2 separate regions of the Homo sapiens genome follow, and region 2 is linked to region 1. The links are chromatin contacts, found by Hi-C or POLR2A ChIA-PET in ENCODE. All regions are on one chromosome and are shown on one strand. The core of a region is the stretch at or near the end of the contact, and the rest is flanking DNA. Distances in the headings are between cores, read along the strand shown.

What was found. A loop is a pair of places that touch in the nucleus more often than their neighbours do. ChIA-PET counts read pairs that join two places held with the same protein, here RNA polymerase II (POLR2A). Pooled maps may share reads with other maps.
Region 2: a loop to region 1 is called in a map of naive thymus-derived CD4-positive, alpha-beta T cell, with 20 times the contacts of the local background. The contact joins the promoter of ZNF573 here to the enhancer-like site in region 1. A Hi-C loop is called at or near these places in 2 of 168 maps with a recorded cell type or tissue (CD4-positive, alpha-beta memory T cell and naive thymus-derived CD4-positive, alpha-beta T cell), 1 of 37 single-sample maps with no recorded cell type and 12 of 50 pooled maps. POLR2A ChIA-PET finds 5 or more read pairs at or near these places in 1 of 52 experiments (HEK293).

What each region holds. Positions count from the first base shown.
Region 1 is chr19:36,968,636-36,975,286 of GRCh38, reverse strand. It overlaps a transcript of ZNF568 not described here. Among named protein-coding and RNA genes, the nearest start is that of ZNF568, 56 kb to the right of the region's middle. Within about 2 kb of position 1,851, at least 32 of the 41 ENCODE cell types and tissues checked have a DNase peak (open chromatin) inside an H3K27ac peak, as active enhancers do.
Region 2 is chr19:37,776,556-37,783,196 of GRCh38, reverse strand. It overlaps ZNF573 (zinc finger protein 573), which reads left to right and starts at 3,611. Exons shown (of 5, transcript NM_001172690.2): 1 at 3,611-3,653. RefSeq lists enhancers at 2,797-3,459, 3,318-3,667, 3,374-3,668, 3,460-4,123.

The sequences.
Region 1 (6,651 bases), core at 602-3,101:
AATCCCGGCTACTCAGGAGGCTGAGGCAGTAGAATCGCTTGAACCTGGGAGGCGGAGGTTGCAGTGAGCCGAGATTGTGCCATTGCACTCCAGCCTGGGCAACAGAGGAAACTCGGTCTCAAAAAAAAAAAAAAGAAAGAAAGAAAGAAATTGATAAGCGGGCCGTGCAAGATGGCTCTCGCCTGTAATCCCAGCACTTTGGGAGGCCGAGGCAGGTGGATTGCCTGAGTTAAGGAGTTCGAGATCAGCCTGGGCAAGATGGCAAAACCCCGTCTCTACTAAAAATACAAAAATTAGCTGGGCGTGGTGGTGTGTGCCTGTAATCTCGGCTACTCAGGAGGCTGAGGCAGAAGAATCACTAGAACCGAGGAGGCGGAGGTTGCAGTGAGCTGAGATCACACCACTGCACTCCAGCCTGGGCAACAGAACGAGACTCTGTCTCAAAAAAAAAAAAAAAAAATTGGTAAGCAAAAAGGCTATTGCATATGATCATGGAGGGGACAATGCAGAAATCAGTGAGACTGAAAAAGCTAATTCTGTTGTTCAATTTCCCTGCCAAATCACTGAGGCATGTTCTCTGTCAACACTGTTGTGAGCATGAATAAAATCCAGGGAAGTGGAAATTCTAGATCAGATGAGACAATGTTTGCAAAATAGACAGCCCTAGGCTGCTTTAGGAAAATGCTACATAAATGCAGTTTCCTCCCCTCTTCCCCTTTGTCCAAATCATGAATGTAAATATTTTAGATAAATTTCTGAAATAGGACACTGTCCTGAAAACCAGTAAGTCCTTTCCAAGAAAATGTCAAATGCAACTTACCTCCGCCATCACTTCAGACGCACAGCAGTTCTCTCCTCTTCTGGGTTCTTAAAGAAAGATGTGGAAAAACGTTAAGAAGCCATCCTGAATCCCTCCCTGAACCCCTTGGGAGGCCAAACTCCTGCCCCACCCCAGGCACTGAAAGGGAGACCAAAGAAGCTGCAACGCCACCGCTCTCTGTCATCCTCACAAAGAAATGCAGGTGACCTTAGGAGCCCAGAGAGAAGTCCTGGGAGAGCCCCCCAGACCGTAGCCCTCTTCCTCCATAACAGCCTAACTTGGGAAACTTTCAGGCCTAGCGTCTTACACTGAGCCCAAAAGTCTGTGGCGCCAAGACACAGCTTAAATGGACCCACCTGTCAGGGTCTCAAACTGCTGTCCTTTAGGCTGGGGGCACCTTTATGGGTCTAGATCCCTGGTGGCTACTGGGTGAAAGAACAGAGAAGTGGATATAGCAGGGACTTCCCAGCCCCAAACTCTAGAACCATTTCCACCCTCAACACACACCAGAGATAGACCCGATGGAGGGAAGGCCATTCACAGAGATTCACTACCTACTGACTAGTCTCAGTTGGGGTTTGCGTAGACGGCCAGGACCCATCCACAGGGCAGACCCCGCCCAGCGTATCCCCAGAATGTACAGCGAGGGTGTCCCGCCCCCTCCCAGGCCTCCCAAAGATGGGGTCGATGACCCGGCACACGCTCACACTTACATGCACAGCCACACAGAATACCGTGCAGACAGGACTCCCACCACAGCCCCGCAGGCACAGCGGGCACAGATCGCCAAGCACCTGTCGCTGGGCCCACAATCCAGGTCCGGGGAGAACTGCCCGGACTTTTAGTCCAGACAAGAGGACGCAGGGCCGCGATACCCTAGACCTCCTAACATTCCCAGACCGCTCCAGCGCCAGCCTCACACCACACCCACTCCCTGCCTGCGCGCGGCCCGACACTGCCCTCTGCCGAGCTGGGGGCCAGTGGCCCTGACACCCTTCTCCCATCCCGACTGCACCGCCCCGACACTCTCTTCCTTCCCCATCGCACAGCCCTGACCTCCCCTAGCGGTGAAGCGTGGGCATGCAGCCCGCACATCTCCGAGAGCCACCTGTCTTTTAAACTCCAGACGACCCCAGCTCCTCGCCGGGACGCCTCACCGCCCCCTTCGGCGTCCTAGCACTCAGGTCTGAACGAGTCCATCCCAACCCAGCGAGCTCCGCAGCCCGGGACGTTCCAGCCCTTTGCTTTCCAACACCCGCCAAGGAAAGGTGACTAGCCTTCTTCGGCCGGAAAAGGTTGGCCGCGGGGCCCCCTGGGAAATGTAGTCCAGAGGTGGGTGCGCCACCCGGGGCCTGGACCGCACCACGGTCACTGGCGCTCACAGTCATGTCCAGTTCCCCGCCTCCAGTGAAGCCGAGGCCAGACTGCCCAGCTGCACCCGAGCACCCTCCCAGGAACTGGGCAAACACACAGGCCCAGGCAGCAATAGTTGGCCGCTGACGGCTAGAAAAAGGCTGTGGGGCCGTGGAGGCTTCAGAAAAATGTAGCCGCAAACCCGGGAAGGGGCGGCCGGGCCCGCCGCCAGGGCTTCCAGAGTCCGCGAAGTTAACCCGGCTGCAGCCGCCCTCGCCCCAAACGGAGGGTCAGGGAGTGGGGTTTGTGTGTGTGCCCAAAGGCCTCTCACAAGTGCTGTAAAAAGCCAGGGAGCGGACCACCCAGGGTACCCTCCACAGGGAGCCGCGCTCTGGGGTGGATCAGGAGAGGGCGACTCCCGGCCACGCCACGAATTAGGAGTCGGCCCGGACCTGGGGCTTCACTGACCTGGGCCACAATCCCGATAAAGCCGGGTGGCTAAGTTTGGGCTGGGAATTCATGCCCCAGTCCAGGTCTTCTGGCATCTCAACATTTAAGTCACTAATTTCTGCTCGGGCCGGGCCACAGGCTGGCCTGGAGGGTGTCTGGGAAACGACCTGTCCTAGAGGTTTGGGGATGTGGCCTAGGAGAGACTGAAGGGGCGCAGTCACAGGCTCAGGATGCCGAAGGGACTGGAGAAGGATGAGGGATAGTTGGGTCTGCAGCGGAAATAACGGAAAACCAATATAGTGGGCTGCAACGTCATTATTTGAGGATTAAGTTGCAGAAGGATATTTAATGACAGAAGTATGTTCGAGAAATACTTTAGGACCTGGAAAAGTGCCACTAAAATAAACCAATTTTAGTAGCACTTTTGTGTTACTAAAAGTGCTACTAAAATAAAAGCACTTTTGTGTTACTAAAAGTGCTACTAAAATAAACCAATTTTTTAAAATAAATACTGTATTTAAAAATGTTATAGGCTGGGCACGGTGGCTCACACCTGTAATCCCAGCACTTTGGGAGGCCAAGGCGGGCGGATCACGAGGTCAAGAGATCAAGACCATCCTGGCCAACATGGTGAAACCCTGTCTCTACTAAAAATACAAAATTTACCTGGGTGTGGTGGCGCGCACCTGTAGTCCCAGCTACTCAGGAGGCTAAGAGAATACCTTGAATCTGGGAGGCGGAGGTTGCAGTGAGCCGAGACTGTACCACTGCACTCCAGCCTGGTGACAGTGAGACTTCATCTCAAAAAAAAAAAAAAGTTATAAATAGGTCAGGCGCAGTGGCTCGCGCCTGTAATCCTAGCACTTTGGGAGGCCGAGGCAGGCAGATCACAAGGTCAGGAGATCGAGACCATCCTGGCCAACATGGTGAAACCTCGTCTCTCCTAAAAATACAAAAATTAGCCTGGCGTGGTGGTGTGCACCTGTAGTCCCAGCTACTAAGGAGGTGCATTCCAGCCTGGCGATAGAGCGAGACTGCGTCTCAAAAAGAAAAAAAACAAAGTTATAAATAGCAGAAACATAGGCACTTGGGCAATAATATCTTTAAAGTTAATTGTTAACAGCAGTTAACTTCTAGGATGTGTAATTGTGACTTTTTTTCTTTTCAGTTAAAAAGTAGTCCCTTATATTTTTGGCCATTATCGTTTCTTTCTTGTGAAACATTACTTATAACATTTCATTAAAAAAAATTCTTAAGTATTTCTAGTTTACAAACTAGAAAACAAACTACTGGACCAAAATTTAAAAATCCACAGTTTAGTACTAAAAGATAAATGAAACACAAGACTGATATACAAGAGCAAAATAAAGCAAAAACATTAGAAATGCGAAAAAAAAAACATAAAGAGTTTAAGAGTTTTTTTTTTTCTTGAGACGGAGTTTTGCTCTTGTTGCCCAGGCTGGTGTGCAGTGATGCCGTCTCAGCTCACTGCAACCTCTGCCTCCCGGGTTCAAGTGATTCTCCTGCCTCAGCCTCCCAAGTAACTGGGATTACAGGTGCCCGCCTGTATTCTTTGTATTTTTAGTAGAGACGAGGTTTCATCACGTTGGCCAGGCTGGTTTCAAACTCTTGACCTCAGGTGATCCGCCCACCTCAGCCTCCCAAAGTGCTGGGATTACAGGAGTGAGCCACCGTGCCCAGGCCTGGGTTTAAAAGAATTTTGAGGCTGTTATGTACAACTCTATAACCATGGTAGAGGAAACTGTAGATTTTCTAATGAAATTTAAATCACTGATTTCTACTAAGAAGTAGAAAATCTGAACAGAATAATAACCATAATGAAATGCTTTATTTTATTTAAGATATTTTAAAGTATGTACAATTAAAAAGGTACCATACCCAGATGGTTATAGCTGAATTTTAGCTAATTTTTGAACTAATAATGATTATTCAATGTATTTATATCCAACTTATATATGCTCTCCAATGAATTTTTGTCTAAGTGGCATAAAATTTATTAAAGACATGGCCGGGCATGGTGGCTCATACCTGTAATCTCAGCAGTTTGGGAGGCTGAGGCAGGAGCATCACTTTGAGGCTAGGAGTTTGAGACCAGCCTCGGCAACATGGCAAAACCCCCTTTCTACAAAGATTAGCCGGATGTGGTGGCGCACACCTGTACTTCCAGCTACTGGGGAGGCTGAGGCTGGAGGATCACTTGTACCCGGAGGCAGAGGTTGCAGTGAGCCAAGATTGGGGCACTGCACTCCAGCCTGGGCGACAGAGCGAGACTGTCTCCAAAAGAAAGAAAAGAAAAGAAAAGAAATTCAATAAAGACAGGCCAAAAGAAAAGTATTAATTTCATTTGTGGTTATAGATGCAAAAGTTCCAAATAAAAGGCTGATTTCAATAATGTATAAAATTTATATAGTTATGTCAAAGGATTGGGAAAAAAGAAATTCATAAATTATGCCAATAAGACAAAGTGGTAGAATAATGCCCCAAGACGTTCAAATCCTAACCCCCAGAACCTGTGAATATATCTTACATGGCAAAAGAGGCTCTGCAGCAGATATGCTTCAACTAATAATCTTGAGATGGAGGCCAGGCATCGTGGCTCATGCTTGTAATCCAGCACTTTGGGAGGCCGAGGTGGGCGGATCACTTGAGGTAAGGAGTTTGAGATCAGCCTGGACAACGTGGTGAAACCCAGTCTCTACTAAAAATACAAAAATTAGCCAGGCATGATGGTGCATGCCTGTAGTCCTAGGTACTCGGGAGGCAGAGGTTGCAGTGAGCCAAGATCTCGCCACTGCACTCCAGCCTGGGCGGCAGAGTGAGACTTGATCTCAAAAAAAAAAAAAAAAAAAAAAAAAAAAAAATCTTGAGATGGGAAGATTATGCTGGATTACTGAGTAGGCCCAACAAGGGTCCTTAAAAGAGGAAGGCAGGAGGGTCAGAGTCAGAGAGGAAATCATGACAACGAAAGCGGGGATGTGCTTTGAAGACGGAGGAAAGTGCCATAAGCAAAAGAACGCAGGCAGCTTCTAGAAGCTGGAAAAGACAAGGAAATAGATTCTCCCCTAGAACCTAGAGAAAGAACACGGTTTTATGACACCTGGATTTTAGCCCACAGGACTCATTTCACACTTCTGACCTCAGTATCTAGATGAAGAAATCTTCCCTCAGCAGGAAGAGGTTGGGATGACCTGTCATTCATCAAAAAACTATATCCTTGATAAGCCTGTCCTTCCTTGCTTGAGATATTTTCTTTCGCTCTCTTTCAATTAGGATATAGAACTTTTGCATTCCTTCTCCTGAAACTTCCTCTCTTATGGTAACGAATCAGAGAACTGGTTCTTTAGTTCTGTTCCAGTGGGGTCTTTGGGTATGTCCCCAATAAGCTCAGTGCCTTCCCACTTCCTAGGCACATTTACTTCAGTTGTTTATTTTGGCAAGTTTCAAATCTCCAGAAGCATTGAAAGAATACTACAAAGAACTTGTATTGGGGCTGGGTGTGGTGGCTCACACCTGTAATCCCAGCACTTTGGGAGGCTGAGGTGGCTGGATCAGGAGGTCAGGAGATTGAGACCATCTTGGCTAATACCGTGAAAGCCCGTTTCTACTAAAAATACAAAAAATTAGACAGGCATGGTGGCACGTGCCTGTAATCCCACCTACTCAGGAGGCTGAGGCAGGAGAATCGCTTGAACCTAGGAGGCGGAGGTTGCAGTGAGCTGAGATTGTGCCACTGCACTCTTGCCTGGGGGACAGAGCAAGACTCTGAAAAGAAAAAAAAAAAGAACTCATTCATGCTTGTCCCTTAGATTCACAAATTGTCAACAATTTAACAATTTGCCACTTTTGATTCTCTCTCTACCATTTGAAAATAAATTCAAGAATCATTATACTTCAGTACTAAACATGTTTTTTTTTTTTTGAGGCAGTGAGCCAATTTGATCACTTGGCTAAGATGGTAATGGCCACATGTCTCCATTGTAGTTATTTTTCCCCTTTTTAATTGGTAA
Region 2 (6,641 bases), core at 2,362-4,861, 810 kb before region 1:
ACAGGCCCTGTCAAGATATATGTGTGGTACGGCAGGGGTAGGATGGCAGCGGTAGGAGCCCCTAGAGGTAGAAGGGGCTCTGGAATCCTTCATCGTCCTATGTGAAAAAGTTTGTGGCAGTGATTTTTTTTTTTTTTTTGAGACAGAGTTTCGCTCTTGTTGCCCAGGCTGGAGTGCAATGGCGCCATCTCAGCTCACTGCAACCTCTGCCTCCCAGGTTCAAGCGATTCTCCTGCCTCAGCCTCCCGAGTAGCTGGAGTTACAGGCGTGCGCCAACACACCCGGCTATTTTTTTGTATTTAGTAGAGATGGGGTTTCACCATGTTAGTCAGGCTGGTCTTAAACTCCTGACCTCAGGTGATCCACCTGCCTCAGCCTCCCAAAGTGCTGGGATTACAGGCGTGCGCCACGGTGCCCTGATATTTCCTGTGTACAGTGGTGTAGCCAGGGTGCAAAGCCGCTTCCTAATGATTCTGTGATCTAAATATTATATCTTCTTGCTTCCCTTTAAGATATGTTCATTCCTCCATACAATTAAACAATCTCAATTACTCTTGAGGGAGCATAAAATCCTCATTGTCTAATCATGGGTCCTTCCAAATTATTTGTTGGCTTGTGTTTAAAATATGAAAAAGATAATGTCGATTTTGTTTTATTCTTACTGCTTAACCTGAACAAAATGTCATAGATACCTCCTGGCCTGTTGCTCAGCCAAGGAGAGTCACTTGAATAATGAACAAGACTGGAGGGAAACCACATTGATAATTTATCATTACACCGTCATCACATACATGGAACTCATCAATGATGCTTACAAAAAAATTGGGTCATTTGTGGAAAAGTGTAAAGAGAATATAGGAGATGTCTCAACTGAAGACAAAAAGCTACAGAAAATAATTGCAAAAAAAAAAAAGTGTTAAGATGTGAACACAAATTCAGAGATTCAGAAGCACAAAGTGCTAAGTTAAGGGAAAAAAAGAGTTATCAATACTTTCTTCCTTATGGAGAACAGGATGAATTCTTAAAAGGGCAAGTAATTGTGAGTCTGATATATCTGAAGATAATTAGTATTTCTAATGTTGTAAATGGTTGTGAATTTATAGTCACTATTCCTATTTCCTTTAGACTAGTGACCGTGACTTTGATCAACAGAAACACACCGGGTTAGTACTGTTATCTATGTCTCTCATCATACTATGTGTTAAAATAAGTCGATCAATTTTTGTCTTGTATTTGTTTTCATTTCACTTTATTTTAGTTTCTCTGGAACAGGGTCTCACTCTGTCGCCCAGGCTAGAAGTGCAGTGACACGATCACAGCTCACTGCAGCCTCGACTTCTCCAGGCTCAGGTGATCCTCCTGCCTCAGCCTCCCAAGTAGTGGGGACTACAGGCATGAGCCACCCCGCCTGGCTAATTTTTGTATTTTTTTGTAGAGACAGCGTTTTGATGTGTTGCTCAGGCTGGGCTCAAACTCCTGGACTCAAGCGATCTCTGTCTTGGCCTCACAAAGTACTGGGATGACAGGCATGCACCATGGCCCGAGGTCTGTTTTAATTTTATTAATTGGCTGATTCATTCAGACACATAATTATCAAGTAAAATCTCACTATTTCCTTAGCATTTCCCTTCAATTTAGCTTAGAAAATCTATTCCTAAGTTAATTTTTTAAAACATATACAATTAGCCAGGTGTGGTGGCACATGCCTGTAATCCCAGCTACTTGGGAGGCTGAGGCAGGAGAAGCACTTGAACCCGGGAGGCAGGAGAAGCACTTGAACCCGGGAGACAGAGATTGCAGTGAGCCGAGATCGCGCCACTGCACTCCAGCCTGGGCAACAGAGCGAGACTCCATCTCAAAAAAAAAAAAAAAGGTTTTCTCCAGATCATTTTTACATTTAATTATTCAGTCTGTTTTGACTATACCTTTAAGAATTAAGTAAATATAACTTTACTTCTACACACTATTAGTCAATGTACCTAACACAATTTATTGAATAAACCAGTCCATTCACAACAACATCAAAAGTACGTACATTTCCCAATGTAAATTAATACAGCCATGATGGAAAATAATATGGAGATTCATCAGAAACTAAAAATAGAATTACTATATGTTCCAGCAACCCCACCGGTGGGTGTATAGCTAAAGGAATTGAAATCAGCATGCTGAAGAGATAACTGCACTACCATTCACTGCAGCATTATTCTGCATTGGATACGGAAGCAACCTAGGTGTCCAGCATGTTATAAGTGGATAAAGAAAATGTTACATATTATATATATTATGTATATAACCTTATACACATATATATATGTATATATAAAGGAATACTATTCACTTTTTAAGAAGAGGAAAATCGGCCGGGCACAGTGGCTCGCGCCTGTAAATGCAGCATTTTGTGAGGCCAAGGTGGGTGGATCACCTGAGGTCAGGAGTTCGAGACCAGCCAGATCAACATGGTGAAACCCTGTCACTGCTAAAAATACAAAAATTAGCCGACGTGGTGGCGCATGCCTATAATCCCAGCTACTTGGGAGGCTGAGACACAAGAATCGCTTGAACAGGGGAGGCAGAGGTTGCAGTGAGCTGAGACTGTGCCACTGCACTCCAGCCTGGGTGACAAGAGCGAAACTCCGTTTCAAAAAATAATAATAAGTAAATAGATTTTTAAAAAATAAATAAAAAATAAAAATAAAACAAGGAAAATTCTGTCATCTGTGACAACATGGATAAACCAGGAGGACATTATGCTAAGTGAGAGAAGCCAGTAACAGAAAGATAAATACCAAATACCACATAAGTGGTATTTGTGGAATCTAAAAAAGTCTAACTCTTAAGAGGCAAAGAATGGTGTTTACCAGAGACTGAAAAATGGGGAAAAGGGAGATGTTAATTAAAACAGTACAAAATTTCAGTTAGTCAGGAGAAATAAACTTTGTTAATCGATTGCATAGAATAGCAACTACATAAATAATGTGTTGCATGTTTCAAAATTGCTAAAAGTAGATTTTAAATGTTTTCACCACAAAAAAGTGAGGTGATGGATTTAATTAGCTTGATTTAATCATTTCGCATTGTAAACATAGATCAAAACAGCATATTGTACCCTATCAGTATATAAAACATACAATTATTATTTGTCCATTTTTAAAAAGTTACTTTTCTCATACCTTATAACAAGACTGGACTTCCTCAGGGGACACAGAGCAGAGTCCCCGCCCTCGGGAGCTCATAACCGATCCCCCACGCTCGCCCTCGCGGCCACACTTTGAAAGCCCTCCCCTACCGGCTCTACACTCAAACAGCCCGAGGCTTCGGGCAGCCTCGAGTTCGGATTCCACTTCTCAGCCTTCTGGGGTCACTGAAACCCTCAGAACTCCGAGGACAAGTCGGACACGCCTTCGCCTCAGCCATCTTCGCCAGCGCAATAAGTCTCTGTGTCTTCACACTCCTGGTAGAGGGAAAACTAAAACCTCCGGGAGCCAGCGTCCGGCGGTGCCTGCAATCTAACCGGGATTTGGGGTTCCGAGCCACTTTTCCCACAAGCCACCGCGGTCATGGAGCTTTAGGCTTAAACTACATTTCCCAGAGGGCAACGGGAACACCCAATCTATGGCTTCCCTTCCGTTTTCGCGTGGTTCTTTTGCAAGGTGGGTTGAACTCATTTCAGTATATAACAGGCACAGAGTACTCGCAGGGAGGGCTCTGGGCAATCAAGTTACGTTGGAGCCCAACCTAAACCAGCCGGGGTGGTGGAGGAAGCCCTTTAACCGTGGAAGCCTCTAGTGTGGACGGCCAGTTGTTATCGGAATCTCAGGCCCGTGGGTGCATGAACAGCAGAGGAGGGTATTTGAGTGCGCACGTGAGAGAATGTTGTATATGTCAGATGGGGAATGTTTGAGAGTGTGTGACAGAGAAACTGCGTGTGAGAGGCTGGGATGTGCCTCCTTGACGGTGGGTGCGGTTGTGAGGCTGTGACAGGTGAGTGAGTGGCTGTGCTTGCGTGACGGGGATATGAGGTGCTTGTCCTTTTCATGTACGTTGATTGCGGTGGCACTGCGGTGTCACTTTGAGTCTTGGCTGTAGGTTCCCGGCTGCTGCTTCTCTCCTCCCTCCTCACAGCTGCTTGCGGCTGACACACACAAAAAATGTCTGCAAGAGGGAAGTTGGATACTGAACTCTACATCAAGTTTTCCAGCAAGAAGGCATTGACTTGCTGTGAGATTGGAAACGCCTGGGAGGTTATTTCTTTGTGAGCTCTGAGAGCGAGCTACCTGTCTCAGAACCTCGTCTTTCCCAGAGCTCTGACCCCAGGAACCTGCTGTGAACTCATACCCAGATTCCAGCCTCTCTCCTACCTCCATGTGTTAAAGTGTGTGAACAGGGAAGGCGTGGAGGGTATTGTGTAAGGAGGCATTCCGTGCTTCAAGGAAAGGCCTGATAACTCATGATTTTTTTCTCCCTCCCTGGTCCTGCTATTCCTCAAAAGGACTCTAATGAGGAGGAAAAAAATTCTTTCACATCTAAAACTCAATGTTTAGGCTAGTTGGCTTTTTTCTTTCCTAAGGTTACTGGTTTTAGAGTATGTTTTACTTCATCTGAAATGTGTCTGAATGTCCTAATACCAATCTGCTTTCTTTCCAGTAGATGTTGGGAGCCATTGAGCTGAATCTCATTAACGTTCTCATATTTGGCCGGGTGTGGTGGCTCACGCCTGTAATCGCACCATTTTAGGAGGCCAAGGCGGACGGATCACTTGAGGTCAGGAGTTCGAGACCAGCCTGGCCAACATGACGAAACCCCATCACTACTAAAAATACAAAAATTAGTCTGGCGTGATGGTGCATGCTTGTAATCCCACCATCTTGGCCAGGCTGGTCTCGAACTCCTGACCTCATGATCCACCCGCCTCGGCCTCCCAAAGTGCTGGGATTACAGGCGTGAGCCACCGCACCCAGCCTTATGTGGATTATTTTACTTCATCTTCAGACTATTTTATATGCTAAATGACATTTTCTCCCAATTTACCAATGAGACTTTAAGACACATTTTATTAAGTATCAGAGCTTAAATCTGAAAGTCATATCCTAAAAGACTAACAACAGAATTTGTATTAGTTACTTCAAGAGACCACCTCTTAAATATTACTTTTTTTTTTTTTTTTTTTTTGAGACAGAGTCTCGCTCTGTCGCCCAGGCTGGAGTGCAGTGGTGCGATCTCGGCTCACTTGCAAGCTCTGCCTCCCGGGTTCAGGCCATTCTCCTGCCTCAGCCTCTCCGAGTAGCTGGGACTACAGGCGCCCGCCACCACGCCCGGCTAATTTTTTGTATTTTTATTAGAGACTGGGTTTCACCGTGGTCTCAGTCTCCTGACCTCGTGATCTGCCCGCCTCGGCCTCCCAAAGTGCTGGGATTACAAGCATGAGCCACCACGACCGGCTTTTTTTTTTTTTTTTATGACAAAGGCTTGCTCTATGGCCAGGCTGGAGTGCAGTGGCGCAGTCTCGGTTCACTGCAACCTCTGCCTCCTGAGTTCAAGCAATTCCCCTGCCTCAGCCTCCTGAGATCCATTATATCATTATTATGTCTTTGCATCCTCATAGCTTAGCTTCCACTCATAAATGAGAACATGTAATGTTTGGTTTTCCATTCCTGAGTTACTTCACTTAGAATAATGGTCTCCAACTCCATTCAGGTTGCATCCAATGCTGTTATTTCATTCCTTTTTATGGCTGAGTAGTATTCCATAGTGTATATATATGTGTACGTACACCAAATTTTCTTTATCCACTTGTTGATGGGCATTTAGGCTGTTGCCATATTTTTGCAATTGTGCTGCTATAAACGTGTGTGCAAGTGTCTTTTTCATATAATTACTTCTGTCTGGGTGCAGTGGCTCACACCTGTAATCCCAGCATTTTGGGAGGCTGAGGCCAGCAGATCACTTAAGGCCAGGAGTTCGAGACCAGCCTGGCCAACATGGTGAGACTCCTGTCTCTATCACTGAAAAAAAAATAAAATAATTTTATATAATGACTTCTTTTCCTCTGGGTAGATACCCATTAGTGGGATTGCTGGATCAAATGGTAGTTCTACTTTTAGTTTTTTAAGGAATCTTCATACTGTTTGTCATAGTGGTTGTACTAGTTTTTGTTCCCACCAGTAGTGTAGAAGTGTTCTCTCTTCACCACAACCATGGCAACATCTATTATCTTTTGATTTTTTAAAATTATGGTCATTCTTAGGGAGCAAATTGGTATCACATTGTGATTTTTATTGGCATTTTCCTGATCATTAGTGATGTTGAGCATTTTTTCATATGTTTGTTGACCATTTGTATATCTTCTTTTGAGAATTGTCTATTCATATCCTTAGCCTACTTTTTGATGGGATTATTTGTTTTTTTCTTGCTGATTTGTTTGAGTTCCTTGTAGATTCTGGATGTCAGTCCTCTGTTGGATGTACAGTTTGTGAATACTTTTTCCTATCCTGTGGGTTGTCTGTTTACTCTGCTGATTATTTCTTTTGCTGTGCAGAAGCTTTTTAGTTTAATTAAGTCCCATCTATTTATCTTTACTTGTGTTGCATTTGCTTTTGGGTTCTTGGTCATGAACTCTTTGCCTAAGCCAATGTGTAGAA